Regions from separate parts of the Mus musculus genome. Here region 2 is linked to region 1. The links are chromatin contacts, found by Hi-C or POLR2A ChIA-PET in ENCODE. All regions are on one chromosome and are shown on one strand. Each heading gives the region's core, a stretch centred on a gene start or an enhancer-like site at or near the end of the contact. The rest is flanking DNA. Distances are from core to core; before and after follow the strand shown.

What was found. A loop is a pair of places that touch in the nucleus more often than their neighbours do. ChIA-PET counts read pairs that join two places held with the same protein, here RNA polymerase II (POLR2A).
Region 2: a map of regulatory T cell shows a loop between it and region 1 (2.9-fold over the local background). The contact joins the promoter of Fam169b here to the promoter of Igf1r in region 1. A Hi-C loop is called at or near these places in 2 of 37 maps with a recorded cell type or tissue (T-helper 2 cell and regulatory T cell). POLR2A ChIA-PET finds 5 or more read pairs at or near these places in 2 of 5 experiments (Patski and embryonic stem cell).

Annotation. Positions count from the first base shown.
Region 1 is chr7:67,951,005-67,953,510 of GRCm38, reverse strand. It overlaps Igf1r (insulin-like growth factor I receptor), which reads right to left and starts at 1,254. Exons shown (of 21, transcript NM_010513.2): 1 at 559-1,254. The coding sequence starts at 652.
Region 2 is chr7:68,274,731-68,277,236 of GRCm38, reverse strand. Fam169b (family with sequence similarity 169, member B) reads right to left here and starts at 1,253. Exons shown (of 9, transcript NM_001374636.1): 1 at 1,196-1,253. The coding sequence starts at 1,226. Gm16157 (predicted gene 16157) reads left to right here and starts at 643. Exons shown (of 4, transcript NR_040340.1): 1 at 643-720; 2 at 1,900-2,079.

The sequences.
Region 1 (2,506 bases), core at 5-2,504:
CCTGTATCTCCCCCTCAAGAACAACTTACACCCCGCAGGGTAGGAGGCTCCGAATTGCCGCCACGGAGCACTAGGTCTACCCCAGCAACCACCCGTGGAGCCTCCAAGGGTGCTGTCATGGTGAGCTGCGCGGGATGGGCGCTGGGGTGCCAAGTGGAGCGCCCCGGAGGGGGGGGGGCGAGAGTAGCGGGGTTCCCGAGGCCACCCAGACGCCAACTTCCCCACCAAGCGCCTACGCGGGGGCTGCCCCTGACCCGCCAGCGAGAAGGCACTGCCCACCCACCAGGCCGCGTGCGGGACAGCGCTCCCCGGACAGCGAAAGAGAAAGCCCTAAGGCCCTTCCCGCGCGCAGATGCGCTGAGCTAGGGCTCTAGGAGCTCCTGAGTCGTGAACTCTCGGGCCCTGCTCTACTCCGGCCTTCCGAGAGAGCCCCACCCTCCACTCCCGAGCCCCGAAGTCCGACAGCTGCGCCCGTGGCAACTGGGTTTTCCCAAACAGGGCGCAGCCCCTCGGAGGAAAAGTTCCCGCAGTGGCCGCGGGCGGCGGGCAAATACTCACTTTCTCCACTCGTCGGCCAGAGAGAGAGCGCGGCGGAGAGAAACACGAGCCCCCACAGCGAGGTCGGGGACCCTCCTCCGGAGCCAGACTTCATTCCTTTTATTTGGGACGAAATTCCCTTTTCTCAAAAATAGAAAAAAAAAAAAAAAAGAAAAGAAAAAAAGAAAAAAAAAGTCTCCAACTCAGTCCTCACTCTCGTCCAAAAACAAGAGCGCAGGCGACGATCCTCGGAAAGCGGCGTGGACAAGGAGGGTGGCGCGGGGCGGCCCCTCAGCGCCGGCAGCAGCGGCCCACGGGGCGGCGGAGTCGGGAAGCCGGGGCGCGCCGGGGCGGGCTGTCGGCGTCGTCGGCCTCCATTTGCAAACGCAGAGATGCAGAAGAAGGAGGAAAACTGTACAGAAAGAGGAGCAAAGCCCAAATCGCCGCAGGCGAGGACAAACGCCACCCGATCCCCGGAGGGAACGACCACCGGAGCCTACGCGGCGGGAGAGCGCGACGCAGTTGGCGAGACTGGTCCGAAGTCCCGGGCGCGGGCGAGGCCGGCGAGGGGCAGAAATGCGGAGTGGAAATGAATGAGCGGTTCCCCCTCCTCCGGCTCCTCCTCCTCCTCTGGGCTCCGCTCGCCGCCGCCTCCTCCCTCAGCGCCGCCGCCGCGAGCTCCTTCCCAAATCCAGGACACACACAAAGCGGCGGCCGCGCAGCGCTCAGCGCTCCCGCCGCCCCGCGTCGGCCCCCGCCCGCCGCCGACTCCGTGCGCGGGGGCTCCGGCTCGCTGAAGGTCAAAGCCGAGCACGCCGCGTGCCGTGGAGCTCTCGCAGGCACGGGGAGAGGCGTGGAGGGTCCGGAGAGCGGGGCCGAGGGTCTGCGAGCGCCGGGCGCGCCGGGACAGGCTCGCAGGCAGCTTCCCTGTCGCTCGCCTCTCTCGAGTTCGCCCGGTGCGCTCGCTCCTCCTCGGTTCCCCCCCCCCCTCCTTTTTTTTTCCGCTCAGCGGAGTTAATGCTGGTAAACAAGAACCTCAGCCTCACCGCGCCGCCGCCGCCGCCGCCACACACTGGGGGCTCTACGCGCGCGCTCTCGGGGCCGCGCACACGTGCCCGCGCGCACACTCCAAGCGGCTACAGCCGCAGTCCCGGCGCGCCGAGGGCCGGGCCCCGACTCGGCAGGCGCCAAGAGCCGGAGTTCGGGATCGCAGGGACGTGCGGAGCGGAGCGCGGGCGTGGGGAGCCGGGCCCAGGAGGCACCGCCCCCCGCGCCTCCACCCGCGCCGGCCCCCGCGCGCACACTGAGCCACGCGCGCGCCCACGCTTCCGCCCCCACCCGCACTGCGCCGGCCGGCCCTGTCCGCACCCTCCCCTCCCGCAGGACTCCAAAAAACAATGCCCGGGGCGCCGGTGGGACTCGGTGGCCAGGGGGGCGGCGGCAGGGCGGGCGGGCAGCAGAGCGGGCGGGCTGCGGGCGCGGTGGGCGGGGAGTGCGGCCTCGGAGCTTCATTGAAAACAACAACAGCGCGGCTGGAGAGCGCGCTGGCCGACTCCGTGAAAAAGCTTCATTGTTTCTTGCAGCTGTTGCAAAATAAATAAATAAGTGCATGCATGCGGCATTTTTTTCGCAGTGTGGTGGAAAGCCCGGACGCGACGGGAGGGGCACACCTGGGGGAAAGGGGACCCCTGAAGACTGCTACGCAAGGCACTTTCCACGCCAGGCTTGGGCGCCCGTGGCGGCGCTCCTTGGGTGTTCCGGTGCTTGCGCGCAGTCGGGGAGCGGACAGGGTGCGGTCCGCGAGGCTCTATTCTCGAAGCACAGCGATTCCACCGCGGGCCCCCAGCCCTGGAAAGGGAACCCAGACAGGCGGCCCCTCGTGCCCAGGACCCGTCTCCGCGGCGGCCGCCAGAGGGCGCGACCGCAGCCTGGGAGGGCTGGCTCCGGGAATGTCGCCTCCCTCCCTCCG
Region 2 (2,506 bases), core at 4-2,503, 320 kb before region 1:
GGAAAAGCCATAAACTGTCTCAGGCCAACGATTCTTTTCCAGAAGATGAAATTACTATTCTTTTTTTCCCATCACATGGGCCTGGGAGGGGAAGCTCTCTGAAGCAAAGATGGGGAAGGACCTGCTCACTCTAGGGGAGGGGAAAGAGACCCACTAGTAGAGATGGGAGTGTAATGAGAGACTGCTGTGCTTAATAAACCCTAGGGGGCTTCTCCTGTTTTGTAGATGAGGAAGATCAAAAAAGCAAGACTTTTATTCCAGTCTTCCAGCGTGTAAACTGGAAACAGCACTCTTAACTTTCTAGAAAAAAAAAAAAGTGCACAAGACTAAAACAAAAGAGAAATAGCTCCCTTTCCAAAATTAAAGACGAGCCTTTTCTTAATCTCTAGATCAACTAAATCCTTACTAATCCATATAATTAGCTAGTGGCTACAATCTCTCCTTATCTCACGCACCTGAAAACAGGAGAAAAACAACTCAATTGCAACGTTTAAAGTAGGTCATAAGAGCGAGTGGCTACCTGCCAGCCTCAAATGCGCCCCTGCCATGATTGACTTTACTGTAGGTGGGCTGTGTGCAGTGTGACTATCCGTGCGACACAGCCAGCCACCTGTGACCAGGATGTCTAGCCAAAGGCCTGAAATGGCATCCCCTAAGACCTCAGAGGTGGCCGGCTCAAGAAAGTATCTTCAAATCCTGAAACTGGGCGGGAAGAGGCATGTGAGTTGTGTCCCTGGAGCCAGCAAAGAGGCTGGCCCAGAGCGTGGATTCCCGGGACACTTCTCTCGGTCCAGGCGCTTCCTGGGTCCTCCTTGCTGGAAAGTAGGAATGGGTTGCTGTTCGGACTTCTCTCTCACCTCGGAGCTCATTCCCCAGCCTGGCCAGCAAGCCCAGGTCCAAGGTCCCCAAGGCCGGTGTTGAGGGTTGTGGGGGAGGGGTGAGAAACAGAACCGGAGACCCGGGTGAGGACCCAGCCCAGAGCCATCTAAGACTATCAACTCTGGAGGTTCCTCCTCCAGCTCCCGCTAGCCTGGGACTTATATGAATCCGAGGAAGAGAGAGAGAAAGAGAGGAGAGGCCCTTAGCCTCGCACTGCACCCCAAGCTGTTGTGGCGACGGGTGTGCGGCACTCTGCCCGCTACCATTCGCGTCCTTCGCCCTCGATTGGCTACGTGGGGACCGCAGCACCCCTTACCTGTGACTCCGCGGACTGCCTCAGCCTCCATGCTCCGGTACGGAGTTTGCCACCTAGTAAGCCTCTACCTCCCCACCCCCTCCCCCCACCAGAGCCACCAACCTTTCTACCAAGAGTTCCCCAGGGGCTGCCCCGCCCTGCCACCTCCCCGGAGGCTTTCTCTTTCTCACTCCTTTGCCTCCTGCTGCGGGCGTTTATCTCTGCCCCCACTCCCCCAACACACACTACTGGACCACCTTTTGTTTTGTTTTGTTTTTTTTTTTTTAACCAAACCTTGACTCCGCAAAGTCTAATCTACAAAAAGAATGACTTTTGAGCCAATAGTGAGTTTGTTGCTGTTCTTGAACTACCATAAACACAGGCAAGCAGCCTCCTCCCCCGTGCCCCAAGCTTGTACTGACAGATTTTTCCACCACGCTCCCTTCTATGTGCAAAAACCATTTGCATTAACCCTTTTCAAAAACTTGGCTTGAGCCGGGCGTGGTGGCGCACGCCTTTAATCCCAGCACTTGGGAGGCAGAGGCAGGCGGATTTCTGAGTTCGAGGCCAGCCTGGTCTACAAAGTGAGTTCCAGGACAGCCAGGGCTACACAGAGAGACCCTGTCTCGAAAAAAAACCAAAAAAAAAAAAAAAAAAAAAAAAAGAACAAAAACTTGGCTTGGCTGAAAAATAGCAAATATGTAATAAACGCACATCTAACACAGGGCATCCAGGAATCTTTTCTGCCGGTTTCAGAGTCCCAACAGTCTCCTGGAAACTGTAATGTGCCTACGATTTACTAAAAAGCCAAGCAGGAGCTCATTTGACAAAGCAATATTCAAGGTCGACAATTCTTCTCCAGTATACACAGCTGTTTCAAAACGTTGCTTTGGGAGGATGCAGCGGTGAGTGATTTCAAATTTCACCTTTCACCCGACTCTGATGGAAACACACCGGATGTCCCAACTACTGGGGAGACCGAGGGAGGAAGAAGGCTTGAGCCCATTAGCTGGAGAACAATCTGGGATCCTGACAACTGGCCTTGGGGCAATGGTAACTGGGGACACAACACAATTCTGCGCTGTGTGTAGCAGGGAATTCTTTTCCACTCTGGTGAAGCCAGAATTTTTGACTTCAGTGCCAAAAAGAATGTCAGAGTAAGTCGTTGTGTCGAAGAGTCACAGTTTATTAGATTTTAAACATAGATTTAAGGTTAGTGGTAGAAAGATAGGTGTTAGGGGAAGGGGTGGAAATGAGACACATCCAGGTGTGCGTGGTCTTCTCAAGACAGCTTCCTAAAGTGTCTTTACAATATAGCCGTATTTGTAAGTG